Regions from separate parts of the Homo sapiens genome. Here region 2 is linked to region 1. A link is a loop called in an ENCODE intact Hi-C map of the cell type or tissue named here. Cell type or tissue: chondrocyte. All regions are shown on one strand. Region 1 holds the start of LOC124906231 (a long non-coding RNA gene). Region 2 has its middle 18 kb from the start of EIF1B.

Evidence for each region. A loop is a pair of places that touch in the nucleus more often than their neighbours do. Peaks named below come from ENCODE experiments on the same cell type or tissue, not always from the same donor. Only the 100,000 strongest peaks of a DNase experiment are listed, where the experiment ranks them.
Region 2: it touches region 1 in a loop (4-fold over the local background); 9 of 110 quality-filtered maps call a loop at or near these places.

What each region holds. Positions count from the first base shown.
Region 1 is chr3:42,095,552-42,103,551 of GRCh38, forward strand. The region is part of intron 1 of TRAK1 (trafficking kinesin protein 1); the gene reads left to right. It overlaps LOC124906231 (a long non-coding RNA gene), which reads left to right and starts at 7,860. Exons shown (of 2, transcript XR_007095889.1): 1 at 7,860-8,000. RefSeq lists an enhancer at 2,565-3,387. In chondrocyte, CTCF peaks have their summits at 2,232, 4,428 (motif pointing left) and 4,670; a DNase peak (open chromatin) is centred at 3,677.
Region 2 is chr3:40,324,056-40,332,055 of GRCh38, forward strand. No RefSeq gene overlaps it. Among named protein-coding and RNA genes, the nearest start is that of EIF1B, 18 kb to the left of the region's middle. In chondrocyte, a CTCF peak has its summit at 3,740 (motif pointing right); no DNase peak of the experiment used is centred here.

The sequences.
Region 1 (8,000 bases):
AGTTTTTATGCACATATTCATTTTCTAAAAAACACAGATGGGACCATATCCTATTCCTTGATCTGCATTGTAAGATGATTAACCATATTACTTAAAATGAATTCACATACTATTACCTTATTCTTTAAAATAGCGACATGATATCCCATTGTTTGGCTTTATCATCGTCATCATCATCATCATCATCATCATCATCAGTCATTTAATTAAACCAGGCTGTGGTCTGAATATTTGTCTCCCCAAAATGAGTATGTTGAAACCTAATCAGCAGTGCAATGGTATCAGGTGGTGGAGCCTCTGGGAGGTGGTTAGGTCACAGGGGCAGAGCCCTGATGAGTGGATTAGTGGCCTTATAAAAGAGGTTTTGGAGAGCTAGCTAGCCTGTTCTACCCTGTGAGGACAGAGTGAGAAGGTGCCATCCGTGAACCAGGAACCAAGCCCTTACCAGACATTTGGTGGTGCCTTTATCTTGGACTTGTCAGTCCCCAAAGCTGGGAGAAATAAATGTTTGTTGTTGACAAGCCACCAGTTTATGGTATTTTGCTCTAGCAGCCTGAACAGGCTAGGAAAACTCAGCAGCTCTCAGTCCTGGAATACCTAATATTTCTTTTTAGAAGAAGCATTTTGTAATTCATTTTTTTGTTACCCTTAAATGAAATTCATAGATAACGAATCCTCTTAAAAACATAATTTTATTTATTTTATTTCTATCTTTTTTTGAGATGGAGTCTTGCTCTGTTGCTCAGGCTGGAGTGTAGTAGTGTGATCTCAGCTCACTGCAACCTCTGCCTCCCGGGTTCAAGTGATTCTCCTGCCTCAGCCTCCTGAGTAGCTGGGACTATAGATGTGTGCCACTACACTCGGCTAGTTTTTTGTGTTTTTAGTAGAGATGGGGATTCGCCATGTTGGCCAGGCTGGTCTCGAACTCGTGTCCTCAAGTGATCTGCCCGCCTCGACCTCCCAAAGTGCTGGGATTACAGGCGTGAGCCACCGCGCATGGCCAAACACATAATTTTAAAAGAATCAGTATAATGCCTTACCGTACTATAAAGGAGAAACTAAAGAAAAATGACATAGCTTGTATTTCAAATGTCGCTGAGGGGACGTGGCCTCATTAGAACACATAATGAGCAATTAGGCCCTGCCCCTGCAGGTAGAATTGCTGTGAAGGGGGCAGCCACAAAGGCAGTGAAGCATGCTGGCTACTCAAGGGTCCAAGACAGAACCACTGCAGCAGCCCCCATTGATGGGTGCTGTAAGTTGTTTTCAGTTCTTGCATTTTAAATGGTGCCTCAAGCACCATTCCTACTCACTCTTAGAAGCATTGGCTTAAACAGTGTGCAACAAGAAAAATGCATACAGTTTAAAGAATACACTTTGAGGTTTTCCACCTTCATCTTATTCCCAGACCTCTGCCTTTCCTCCCAAGGGAATGACTGTTGCTTATCTTTCCAAAAATGTTCTGTGCATGCGTTTGTATGGTATGTATGTCCCCTCCCCTGCTTTGAAAGCTTTCTACACACGGGAACATATACTAAACATATTGTTGCCTTTTCTCCTCAGTAATCTATATTGGAGACCTTTCCACTTAGCATACATCCATCATATTCTTTTTGCTGGCTGCCTATTTTTCATTGTCTATAAATCCCACGATTGATTTAATTAATTCCCTATTGTAAGACAAGTAGATTGTTTCCAGTATTCTGCAAATACCACTGGGTTGGGGATAGCCATGTTCCCACATATTTAAACAAATAAGTAATGAATGTACTTGTGTGAATTCCTAGGCTGGGGACTGTAATTTGATGGAGTGAGTCATAGAGGTTGTATATGGTGTGTGTTCAGACGATGTGGGAGAAGTGTGTGGGCGCTCACTGTCTGCACCCCTGGTATGAGCACATTTGCTCTTTGCCAGCTGAGGTGTATAAACGGCAGCAGCCCCTGATCTTGATTTACGTTCCTCAGTGTGTAGAGGCTGAGCATTTTCGGTATTTCCTGGAGGAATTTTTATTGTCTTTTCTGTGATCTGAGATAAATGCTTAACAGTTTCTACTTTTAGCTCATGGAGTGATTGCCTCCAAAATTCTAATTACTATTTATATCCTATTTTTATACTTTCCTTTCCATCCCTCATGTAGCACATCACTGCCTGGTAGGCTTGGATTTCGAATTCTGGATTTTGAATACCATGCGGCACCTGCTGGGCGTACCTGAACTTTATATCAAGGACTCACCACACAGTTTATGATTTGAGTTTTTAAATTTCCCAGACATCTGCCTTAGAAAACAGACCAAACACATACTGATAGGTTGGTCCATCAGAGTGTGCTCTGGGAAGGGTTGTGGAGGTCTCACCTTGTAAACTGCTGTGATACTGACAACTATGTGAACACCAGGGTCCAGTGATGTTTCTATTTCCGGAGGAGTATCTTGGAGGACCTTTAAGTTTTCCTTTCCTCCCTTCGTTTCATTTTTTTTCTTCTCACCCTCTTCTCTCCTCCATCTCTCCTTACCCACTTTCTGTCTGTTTCCTCTCCCCTCCCCTCCTCCTCACCCTGATATCTGTCCTTCCCCTTGCTGTCTCCTTTCTTCTCTTCCTCCATCCCCACTCCCCTCCTTTCTCTGCTTCTCTCCACCTCCTCTTCCTTGAAGAAACAATGGCTTTCTTTTTTTTTCTTTTTAATAATTATACAGCTGAGGTGGATCTAGGTTGGTGACGCCTTTAGAAGCTTTGCAGCATTCAGTAGAGCTTCTTAAGTACAGGCAGCAGGCACTTCACGGGTCGTACTGGGTTAATGTTCTTTTGTGCTTTTCCAGCACATGGAGGAAGGGAGGTTGGGCCTGTGGTCAACTGACCCTTTCCCAGTTGAGTCTGCAGGTTGTGAGTGTGCAGTAAGTCTTTTGAATTATTAGCTGGAGTTAAATGGGAAGGAAGAGGTGAGGATATCAATAACGTGAAGCAGGAAGGCTGAAGACCGTGAGTTCTGTGGAGGGAACCTGACCTGCGGGAGAGAGGGAGGGAGAAAGAGAACAGAGAGCTCCAGCCAGCTCACCCTTTGGGGTGACTGGAAGCTGCCTAGAAGGTGGTTTTGCCCTAATTTACAAATTTACTGCCCTTTTGAGGCCTTATCTGGTCCAGGCTCACTTCCTACTCTGCTACCTTCTATCATGGTGTTGGAAAAGAAGGAGCGCCTAGCAGGGTGGGCCTTTTGAGCATGGGAGTCCACAGTGTACCCCTTGGAGCCCAGTTGCAGGGAGAGCAAGATGGACAGGTGGTTTCATCCAGAATTGGGTTTTGCTGTATGGGTGCCGTGAAAGTCCCACGAGAGTGAGGGAGGCCGAGCCTTAGGCACCAGCGTTGCTGGAGCCAAAGGGCTGGGGGATTCCAGCTGGACAGGAAGTGGGCGGTAGAGGCCATGCAGAGGAATTGAGGGGCTGGGGGTCTCCATGGAATAGCGGGGATAACTGAGGGAGAGCTGTGGGGGAAGGGGGTTGCAGTCAGGGAGGGGGTATCTAAATTCCAGATTTCAGAGGTGGCCCGGGTGTGGCTGGCAGAAGTGGCATGTGATAGGAGGGCCGTGGAGGTCCCAGACTTGAGAGCTGGGGAGTCAGGTGGTGTCAGGTGTAGGGGTGGCAGTGGCAGCCTGGATGAGTGGCTGCACTCGGTGGAGAGGACGGCCGCCAACCTCTACCGGGGCGGAGTTGCTGATGGGTGGACGAGTGGGCATAGGCGGGGGTAACCCAGCTGGATGGCCTGAGTCTCAAGCGAGCAAGGATTTTTAAAGGCAAATGGGAGGAAATGAGAGGGGGAGGTGGCCCAAGGAGCCAGAGGATGCTGGCACCAACTCCAGACCTGAGTGCGGCAGCTCAGAGCAAGACCCTAATCTTGACCTTCCAGGAGGTTTAAACCCTAGTTTGATTTTGACCTAGATGATGGAACGTTTGCGTGGTACGAACTGAACCTTCTTAGTGGGAGAGATGGAAATGGTTGGAAAGACGATGGTGAGCTAAGCCTGTGGGCAGGGGCCCCTCCTTCAAACCCCAGCCACGCAGAGAGGGAGAGTCATGCTGAGGGGCTCTGACGTTCTTCTCTTAGTAGGAATTCTGTTCACTTTCCCAAACCAACATGTTCGGTTTCAGCTTATCTCATAAATATAATTATGCTCTTTTGTTCAGCTTTGAAAAATCCTGACCGTAGACCATTCAGGTTGTCATACCTTCAGGTTTGAACTCATTGCCCAGTGCTATTTTAACTGTTGTTTCTCCCTATTTATGTGAGTAGAAATGAGAAGGGGCAAAGCTGACTTTGTGACAGGGCCTGGAAGTTTTCTGTGCCCAGTGTCTCTTCCTTTGCCTTTAATTTGAATTCAGGCTGCCTGGGATGTGTGGTAAAGAATGGGCCTGTCCAGGTGAGGATGCAGCACCATCTAGTGGGCCAGAGATGCACTAGCAACAGGAGACAGGTTTTTGCAACTTTTGGAATGGATTGAAGGAAAGGGGAGTTAATCGTAGGCAGAGACTGCCAGGGTTAGGACCAGTGGCTCACACCTGTAATTCCAGCACTTTGGGAGGCCGAGGCAGGAGAATCGCTTCAGCCAAGGAATTTGAAGCCAGCCACTATGAAGGCAACATAGTGAGACTCCCATCTCTACAAAAAATACAAAGCTTAGCCAGTGTGGTGGTGCATGCCCTGTAGTCCCAGCTACTTGGGAGGCTGAGGTGGGAGGATCACTTGAGCCCAGGGTGTAGAGGCCACAGTGCGCCATGATTGTGCCACTGCACTCCAGCCTGGATGACAGAGCAAGAGACCTTGTCTTTCTTAAATAAAAAAATGGTGACAGGTGAGGCAGGTAACTTAGTTGTGTAGAAGAAAAGAAATCTTCTCCCATCTCATCTTTTCTCCTGCCTTGTTCCATCTACCTTTATTCTCTTCCCATCCACTCTGTTTACTGGAACTAATTCCAGAAGTAGTTTTTGTAAGGGACGGTGTCATTATAGCCAAGTGTGGCCATGTTTTTCTTGTGTAGACTCATGTAAGGAGATTCTGATGGGGGTGTAATTTCATTCCCATGTAGTGAACTTTATTCGAGCTGTCAGTGATTGTACTTTACAAGACTTTATTTATTTATTTTGAGACAGAGTTTTGTTCTTGTTGCCCAGGCTGGAGTGCAATGGCACAGTCTCGGTTCACTGCAACCTCTGTCTACTGGGTTCAAGTGATTCTCCTGCCTCAGCCTCCCCAGTAGCTGGGATTACAGGCACCTGCCACCACACCTGGCTAATTTTTTTGTATATTTAGTAGAGACAGGGTTTCACCATATTGGCCAGGCTGTCTCGAACTCCTGACCTCAGGTGATCCACCCGCCTCAGCCTCCCAAAGTGCTGGGATTACAGGCGTGAGCCACCACGCCTGGCCAACTTTACAGGACTTTAAATTAGCTGTGTGTTAGTCAAGTGTTGCTGTAGGAGTGCTAACAGCCTCCAAATCCTAGTGGTTCCTACAACATTTATTTCTTGCTCACAGACATGGGTCATCTGAGGATTGGCTTTGTTTGTCTCTTATTTGGGGATTTGGGCCACAAAGTTGGGACCTACCTAAGGACATGTTCTCCTCTGGGCAGAGGACAAGAGCTCAAGAGGACAGACCCAACCACGCCACACAGGCATGCTTAGAGCCTCCCACTGGACATGGAGTTATGCCGGCCACAGCGAATCATGTGGCCCAGCCTGAAGTCACAGAGTTGTGAAATATTTTGCCCATATTGGGCAAATAGTGAACCATAGCAAGAGTGATTCAGGAAGGATGCAGGAAGAATTGTGGACAAAGTGAACAGCTTAGAGTTTAGAATATTCTTAGGTGACAGGAGTGGCACTGAATGGCCGAGGTACATTAGTTGCTTTCAGGAAAGCCTCGTGGTGCCAGTCACCTCTGAATTATTGGCTTCTTCTATTAGCCCTGCTTGAGGAGGGGAAGGACATGACTCTTACGGCCTAGAGCAGGAGTTGGCAAACTCCTGTAAAGGGCCAGAGAGTAAATCTTTTAGGTTTGCAGGTCAGAAGGTCTCTGTCTCAACTGCTTGTCTCTGCTGTTGCAGCACATGAAGCAGCCATAGACATTCCCTAGAGGAATGGGTGTGGCTGTGTTTGGGAAACACTTTTCTTTATGAAAATAACAGAGGGCTGGGTTTCCCCTTAAGCCATAGTTTGCAGACTCCTGGCCTAGACCTTCAAGGAATGACCTCTGTCATGACACCAACTTAAGAGAGAACCACCTCTTTTTAGTTGGGAAGCCAAATAGTATTCAAAGAGCTGTTGGTGAGTCCAGCAATCCTCCACCTATTTACTCCGCGTTATTAAGCTGTAAACAGTCGTTTCAGGTCATTGAAAATCCCGGCAACCAAAGCTTATTGTTCTTAAGTATGAAATATCACGTACTTATTTATTTATTTTTTGAGATGGAGTCTCACTCTATCACCTAGGCTGGAGTGTAGTGATGCCATCTCAGCTCACTGCAACTTCCGCCTCCCAGGTTCAAGCGATTCTCCTGCCTCACCCTCCCGAGTAGCTGGGATTACAGGCGCACACCACCATGCCTGGCTAATTTTTGTATTTTTAGTAGAGACGGGGTTTTGCCATGTTGGCCAGGCTGGTCTCGAACTCCTGACCTCCAGTGATCCGCCTGCCTTGGCCTCCCAGGGTGCTGGGATTATAGGCGTAAGCCACCGCGCCCAGCCAAAATCTCATTTTACCTACCTTACCCTATCTTCAGAAGAAATGTCTGTTAAAGGTATTAGAAGCTTCTTTTACCTTGGGTTTTCCAAACAGTTGATGTGGAAGGCAATTTAATCTTTCTCATGGATTCAGAGTTATCTTTTGTGATATCTTCTGTTTTCCAGAGATTTGCTGATGTGTTAAGGGTATGGTACTGATGCTGGATGTTTTGCTCATTAGCCCAGCAAGGTCAAGGTTCTTGTCTCATGACCAGGGAGAAGTAGGCACACGGACACTCAGAGAGAGGCGTCCTGAAAGCAGGTTGCTGGTTCTCCCTTCACAGTTGAATACAAGGGCTTCTCTGTCTGCTGATGGGGCTGTGTTCCCTATTTGTATAAGGTGTGAGTTTCTGGCGGCTCTACCCTGACCTTCCAGTGTGCATGCGGGCCCCTAGTCTGAGCCATTCCACATTGATTTATTTCCCTTACTGCGCATGTGTTAAGGGACTGAATTTTTCACTGCTGGCATGTTTAGGCAAGCCTCCTGTGCACAATGACCTTGGCAGCTCGAAAGTTCTCCAGGGACCCTCCCCTGTCTGCCTAGGAAGAGTTCTCTGCTTCCTGCCTCTATCAGTACGTGTGCTCAGCAGGACTTACTTTCACATTTCTTGTGGTTACGTTTTTTCTTGTAACAGCTTCATTGAGATATAATTCATGCTTCATACAGTTCATCCATATAAAGTGTATAATTTAGTGGTTTTTAGTATGTTCGTGGGGTTGTGCAATTATCACCAGTTCAGTTGGTGAATCTGTTCAATTTCAGAACATTTTCATTCACCCCCCGAAAAGCTCCTTTCCCTTTAGCAATCATCCCTCAGTCTCCTCGCATCTCCCACAGTGTGGCTGCATTCTTTTTTTTCTTTTGAGATGAAGTCTCCCTCTGTCCCCCAGGCTGAAGTGCGGTGGCGTGATCTTGGCTCACTGCAATCTCTGCCTCCCAGGTTCAAGAGATTCTCCTGCCTCAGCCTCCTGAGTAGCTGGGATTACAGGCGTGTGCCACCACACTCAGCTAATTTTTGTATTTTTTTTTCTTAGTAGAGACAGGGTTTTGCTGGGTTGGCCAGGCTGGTCTCAAACTGCTGACCTCAAGTGATCTGCTTGCCTCAGTCTCCCAAAGTGCTGGGATTACAGGCATGAGCCACTATGCCTGGCCATGCGTTCTTAATACGCTTTCAAAGATTTCTACTGTCATTGTTCTTGATTCCGACAGGCTTGCCCCTAACCTTGGAG
Region 2 (8,000 bases), 1.8 Mb before region 1:
CCCAATCTCATCTTTATACCAACGCTATAAACTACCTAGCCCAACTATGTCACTCAACCTGGCTCCTAAAATCCCAGCCTGAGCCAGAGTCCTTCTCCCCAAATGCCTGAGGGCAGAGCAGCTCCACGATAAAACCCAAGTAAGCTCCCCGGGTGTTTGCAGTCTCACAATGATTGGGTTTTCCTCTGCTAGGAAAAGAGAGAGAATTTAAAAATATGTAAACGTAAACAACATTTATTTTGAAAATGTTTTCTTTTTCTTGTTTTTCTTGCTATGGGTTTCTATTAAATCTAAATTAGTATAAGAATCCTAGAAGAAAGCCTAGGAAATACCACGCTGGACATGGGCCTTAGGAAAGAATTTATGACAAAGTCCTCAAAAGCAATTGCAACAACAAAAAAAATTGACAAATGAGAGGTAAAGAGCTTCTGCACAGCAGAGGAAACTGTTAGCAGAGTAAACAGACAAGACAACCTACAGAATGGAAGAAAATATTTGCAAACTATGCACCCAGCAAAGGTCTAATATCCAGAATCTATAAGAAACTTAAATAATTAAACACGCAAAAAACAACAACAACAAAGAACTGCATTAAAAAATGGGCAAAAGACATGAGAAGACACTTTTCAAAAGAAGACATACAAGTGGCCAACAAACATGACAAAATGCTCAACGTCACTAATCATAAGAGAAATGCAAATCAAAACCACAATGAGATACCATCCCACCGCAGTCACAATGGCCATTATTAAAAAGTCAAAAAACAGCAGATGTTGGTGAGGCTGTGGAGAAACGGGAACACTTATAATACTGTTGGTGGGAATGTAAATTAGTTTAACTACTGTGGAAAGCAGTTTGGAGATTTAAAACAGAACTACCATTTGACTCAGCAATCCCATTACTGTATGTTCATTCAAAAGCAAGCAAATCATTCTACCGAAAAGACACATACACTCACATGTTCACTGCAGCACTATTCACAATAGCAAAGTCATGGAATCAACCTAGGTGCCCATCAACAGTGGATTGGATAAAGAAAATGTGGCATATATACACCATGGAATACTATGGAGCCATATAAAAGAATGAAATCATGTCCTTTGCAACAACATGGATGCAGCTGGAGGCCATTATCCTAAGAAAATTAAAGCAGGAACAGAAAACCAAATACCACATGTTCTCACTTATAAGTGGGAGCTAAACATCAGGTACTCATGGCATAACGATGGCAGCAATAGACACTGGGGACTACTAGAGTAGGGAGGAAGGGAGAAGGGCAAGGGTCAAAAAACTAACTGTTGGGTACTGTGCTCAGCACCTGAGTGACAGAATTATTTGTACCCCAAACTTCAGCATCACACAGTATACCCAGGTCACAAACCTGCACTTGTACCCCCTGAATCCAAAATAAAAGTTGAATAGGAAAAAATAAAATAAAATAAAGTTCTGTAATGATACTTTAACACAAACTTTTTCTGTAAATATTAATAGTAAATATTTTAGGCTCACAGGTTGTATGATCTCTGCTGCAAATACTCAACTCTGCCATTGAAGCAAGAAACTGCCATAGAGTATATAAATGAATGAATGTGGCTGTGTTCCAATAAAACTTTATTTATAGACACTAAAATTGCAATTTTATATAATTTTCAGATGTCACAAAATACTATTCACCTTTTGATTTTTTTTCACTAACCATTTTTAAATGGGGGATAATTCCTTTCTTAACTATAGTTAACTATACTTTTTGGACCACATGAAAACAATAGGTAGGACAGAATTTAGTCTGAGATCCACAGTTTTCTGACCCTGGATTTAATGTGACACAGGAATCATGGCACTTGAAGGAACCACACACTGAACCAAGAACTTTTGATTAAGCAGCTCATTCCAATTAAAATAGTATTTGCAGCACCACAGTTGGCCTCAGGTTTTAACCTGAAGCCCCTAAAAGTAGGTTAGCCCAGTAACAGTGGATAAAAGCCTATTTAGAGAGACATTTCCAAAGCATGCCAGAGAGAGACCTGAGTTAGAGGCCACTTGGCCTTAAGGTCCTTGGATATTTTCCCCAGGTGGTCAGGGCCATGTTAGTACCTGTGTCCGAGGACCGAAATTGCCTCCATGGATTCCAGAGTTGCAACACACATCCTTGTTCAATTTAGAGAGGGAGAGAAAAAAATAAAACATCATTCAGAATTGCCTTTTTGACACAGGCAGTGTTGGTGTCATGAGGACTTTTTGCTAAAAGGCCTAGATTCTGTCCTGGCTCTGCTGTCAGCTCCTGTGACCAGGAGACGCTCTAAGCCCTGACTGCCCAGTCAAAATCCTGGTGCTGTTGATTTCTAGCTGTGCCATATTAGAAATCAAAAAGCCTCAGTTTGTTGATTTCTAACAAACTGAGAGATACCTCCATTTCCATATATATAAAGTGGAGATATATCTCCCAAGCCTCTGTTTCCATACCTATAAAGTGGAGATGATGATGATAGCCTCAGGGACTCATTGTGGGGATTTTATTGCATAGTGCTTTGCACATAATATGCATTTAACAAATGTTAGCTTTTCATTATTACATATCAAGGGAGAAAACATTGGTCATGCTATCTTTATGGAAATCAAAGAGGAAAGGATATGAAAATGTGAAAGGGTGAGATCTAATGTGGAATTTCAATCGTCTTTTTACAAGCAGAGCTGTGGAACCCTGGGACTAACCCTTTGTAGTTATAGCTCCATTTTTTTTTTTTTGGCAACTTTTCTCTTTTTTTTTTTCTTGATCAGTGTTGCCAGAGGCTTATCAGTTTTTATTCTTTCATCTTTTCAAAAAACCAACCTCTAGCTTTAGTGATTCTTCCTATTACATGCTTATTTTCTGTTTTATTAGTTTCTTCCCTTATGAGTTTTCTTCCTCCTACTTTCTTTGCATATTCTTTTTGTAACTTCTCAATTTAGTTGCTTAGCCCATTAACTTTTAACTTCTTTTCGAATGTAAGCACGTAAGGATGTAAATTTCCCTTGCGCAGCCTGCAGATTTTGATATTTAGTATTTTTGTTAACATTCACGTGCAAACATTTTCTTTTCTTTCTTTCTTTCTTTTTTTTTAGACGGAGTCCCGCTCTGTCGCTCAGGCTGGAGTGCAGTGGAGCGATCTCAGCTCACTGCAAGCTCCGCCTGCCGGGTTCACGCCATTTTCCTGCCTCTGCTTCCCGAGTAGCTGGGACTACAGGCGCCCGCCACCACGCCCGGCTAATTTTTTGTATTTTTAGTAGAGACAGGGTTTCACCGTGTTAGCCAGGACGGTCTCGATCTCCTGACCTCATGATCCGCCCGCCTCGGCCTCCCAAAGTGCTGGGATTACAGGCGTGAGCCACCGCGTCCGGCCTACATACAACCATTTTCTAATGCCTGTTTAATAAGGTGTCCTCCACTCCTTGGGGAGCTCTGTGGTCTATCGCCCTGCTCAAAGCCTTCAGAAATACGCAGTGCTGTTGGCATCCTCCTCAACCTTGTTCGTTTTCACTACTTGTGGCAAAACTAATTCAAATATTACATGTGGATATAATTAGGTGTTAACTGATTTCCTTGAAGACAGCATTAACTTTCCACTTTCTCATTATCTTGGGTGTTTCTATGCCTCACAGTGTGGCAGGGATATTTTTACTCTGCTTTAGTTAACCGCAAATCCACAGGTGTGTTTTGTACTTTCACTAGTTGAAAACTGGTAGATGCAGTACTCACACATGGCCAAGAGATGGTGCTATTGACCCATTTAGGTCCAGCCTTTATGTTTTGTATGCTGTAGTCATCTAATTTGCTTGCTTGTCTTTGAGTTTGTTTCAGAGAAAAGGTCCAACATCAGAAGAGTTGAGAGGTTATATGATACTGGCTAAACTCTTAGATCCTCTAGGCACTCAAGAAAAAAACATAACAAATAAAAACTCTGGTTTTAAAGATGCAGAGAAATGTCTGGCAATGCACCCTCAGGGGACCTCTCATTCCAGAAGTCTAGAAACCTCCCAGAAGGAAGAAGCACTTGCTTTCCTGTGTCCCTATGTTTGCGAAAGCTACTCAGCCATTCCCTGGAGAGGTTTCTCTTGGTGCAGTCTCTCAGCTGACGTTTTGGATCACAAATGAGCAGTCCGCACATAACTCAATTTCAAGAGTTAAAAATCTTAGCCTTTAGTTGGGAACAATTTTCCAACAAACAGGATGTGGAAGTGATGTTATCTGAGGGAAGACATGGTGCCTCTGAGCTGTTAGACCTTTCCAAACTACACATATGCCTGGCCTGTGTTCACAAGTATACACACACACACACACACACCCGCCCCCCCCCCACACACACACTCATTCCCCTTCTCTCTCTCAAGTGACCTGATCTCCAATCCCTCTGCAGCCTCCTGAGGGCTTCTTATTCTTTAATATGAATGAGAGTCACCAGGCAAGTTTATTAAAATGCAGATTCCAACTCAGGAGGCCTGGAGTGGCCCAAGGCTCTGCATTTTTAACAAGCTCCCAGGGGATACCGGCCATCTGGGTTTGCAGGCCACATTCTGAGGAGTAGAGGTTCGTGGCAGTGCAGAGTGGCATAATGACAGGCATCAATGTGGTTGATTCAGAGATGCCCCAGTGTTACCGGATCAAACCCAGGGTCGGGCTGCTTATTCTCAAGGCCCAGTAATGAGATGCAGATGAACTGGGAGAGAAGAGAATTTATTTCTGTAACCGGGTAGGCAGACCAACTTAAAATTACAAAGCTTTCCATTGTTTATATACCTTCTAAGCTATATGTCTATGTGTAAGTGCATTCATCTAAAGACATAAGTGGTTAACTTCTCCTAATATAACTAAGGTCTGAGTTTTGAAGACCTTTCTCTGGAGCCTCAGTAAATTTACTTAATCTAGATGGCTCCAGGTGCCGGAGTGATTACCCTTATCTCGTCTCCTGCTAAATCATGGAGGTTTGAGGAGTTCCTTTAGACCATCCTCCCCACCCCCCTGCCCAGTAAAACTTGTTTGTGGAGGTCTGGGGAGTTTCTTCAGACCCCCAATAAAACTTGTTTAATCCTACATGGGTCCTGTTAAGAATTCCTTCGTTATCGTGTCAGGCTTCAAGGCCCAGGAAAGGCCTAGGCAAAACTCTTGGTGGGCTTTGTTACATTCCAGCCTTTGCATAAGGAGACTGGCTCTATTAGCTTTTAATATTTAACCTAACCACTCAGTCAGTGCCGCAACAGTTGTCATGGAGGCTTGCCTGTTCAGCTGTTAGTGAGACCTGGCCTGCCATGCCAGGACTCAGAATCAGAAGCCCTGGATTCAGATTCGGGCTCTACCACTTTCCAGCTTTATGGCCTGATCAAGCCAAAGCCAGCCAGTCTCTCACAGCCTCAGTTTTCTCAGCAGCAACTTAAGGATAATTGTGCCTCGGATCAGAATGACTATTCTCGGCACAAAATGAGATGATGTGTATGGCATCAAATTCAATGCCTTGCCATAGAAAGTGCTTGGTTATGCTTTTTAGGAAATGTGAGACTTACGCATAAAATGGCAATGTGAATACTGGAGTTGAACACCTGGAGCTACTTCTAGTGCCTCATGGAAATGACCTATGGAATCATTTTCTAAACTTCCTTGATCATTAAAATTACCAGGACACTGTGAAAAACACAAACTCTTAAGACCTGTCATCTCCCAGATCCTGAACTCGAATCTCTGTGGAGGAGAGGGGCTTACATTTCTAACAAGTGCTCAGAAGGATTCGTGAGATCAGGCATGTTTGAAACACTAGCCTACAGAATATAAAAATATGGAAAAACCTGCCTTCATTCTGGAAACTAGAAAAAGGTACCCTGTATCTGTCTGAAACAGCAGCATTTTTCTGTTATCTATCATAAGGATGGGGCCAAAGGCAGCCTAGAAAGACAGCTCCAACACTCTAGTGAAAGATGGAAGTAGGAGAAAGTGGGGAAGACCAGTCACCAAACAGACCCCTACAAAGCCCTTGACTCAGAGGGCTGCAGGCAGGCCTGGAGGGGCCTCCAGGCTTCCATCCAAGGGGTATCTGCACTCCTGGAAGGCAGGGAGTGGGGCTTCCTGCTTGGCAACAGGGGAAACCACATGCACTGAAACCCTCATCTGGGGTCTGCTTCTCCTGGGAGGATGAATATAGGGAGGAAAATCAGCAGGATCACGAAGACATTACAATGTTGTGCACACCAAAATTTAACATAAGAATTCCCTTCCCTCTAGCAATTCACTTCTGGGAATTTATGACAAGTAAACAATCAAGCCGTGGGACAAAATTGAATGCATTCAGATGTTCAATGCACTATTGTTTATAACACTGAAAATTTTGAAACAACAGGAGAATGGTTAAATCAATGAGAACTGAAAAGGATTTAGGCAGGCAAAGAGTGGGAGGTGGCAAGCTTCAGAAGGAGGGCTTGGCAAACGCAAAGTCTTCCCGTGAGAAAGCAGTGGACCTGAGTGATTGGAGCACAGGATGGGGACATAGGTTGGCATGAGAGGAGTGAAGCTGAGAAGCAAGCCAATTAGACAGGGCCTCACAGACCATGGCAAGATGCATGAATGCTATCTGAGGGCATTGATGAGTTCCAAGCATGGGAGCAGAACAATTGGATTTATTCTAAGAAGCTGATTATGGCTGTTAGTCAGAGAGAGGAACGTACAGAAAGCAAGAGCAGAGGCGAAAAGGCCAATGAGAGGCTACTACACGTGGAATGATGGTGGTAAAGAGGCAGAGAAGTGGGTGGACAAGAGACTCGCTTGGAGATAGAATTAACAGGACTTGCTGTTGTGTTGGCCATAAGTGGCAAGGAAAAGATGACTTCCAGGATTTTATCTTTGGAAATTGGGTGGCTGGGAGTGACATTATTAAAATGAGGGAGGCTGGGGTAGAAAGACAGGATTGAGGAGTGGAAACAAGAATTCCATTTTGAACATGTTGAATTTTTTTTTTTTTAATAGAGACAGGGTCTCACTATGTTGCCCAACTGGTCTTAAAATCCTGGGCTCAAATGTTCCTCCCACCTCAACCTCCCAAAGTGCTGGGATTACAGGTGTGAGACATCACACCTACCCTGAACATGTTAAGTTTTAAATGCCTAAGAGACATCCAATCAGAGATGTCAAGCAACTAGTTGGATTTGTAAGTCTGGAGCTCAGAGAAGACATAAATTCAGGAGGTATCAGCCCATAGAATATTTTTAAAGCCATGAATGAATGAGTTTCTTTAGGAATGTATAAAGAGGGCCCAGAAGAAATCCATATGGAACACTAAAAACGCTAGTTTTGAAGAAGTATATCTGGTGTGACATCATTTTGGTTAAAAAACAAAGCCCCAAAATTCCATCATAACATAAACGCAGAAGATATCTGCATAAATAAATATTCATCTAACGGTTTATGGGGGTTATCTCTGGATAGTTGGGAGCAAAACGCTCATTGACACCCATGAAAGTCAGGTCTATGCCCAAGAACCTTTTTGCACCTGGTCTTTCCCAAATGGCTGCTTAAGGGACCCAGGAGGAGGAGCCTGGAAGTTATGGTGCCCGATTTGATGATGAACCTAGGAGAAGCCACTCTGCATTTGTTACCCAAGGGAATAGGAGGAATGGGAGGGCTTTCATTTTCTCAGTTGTATATTTCTGTCAACATTAAAACTTTTATAAAGAACATCATTATTACTTTTGTAGATAGAGAAAAACAATAAATAAAATTATTTTAAATGGTGGCATCCATTGTTGGTGAAGCCACTGTACAGTGGAAACGCACATCTCTTTGGAGAAAATGTGAATTGGTATGACTTTCTGAAATGACATTTGAATGAATTTGAATGAATTTCATGCAAATGAAATTTTATGTCAAGCTCCTTAAAATGTTCATATCTTTTCACATTCAGGCACCTATGCTAGGGAAATAATCAGAGATGGGTGTTAGGAACCATGGAAAGATTTCAGTAGTTTTAAGATAACAATTTGGC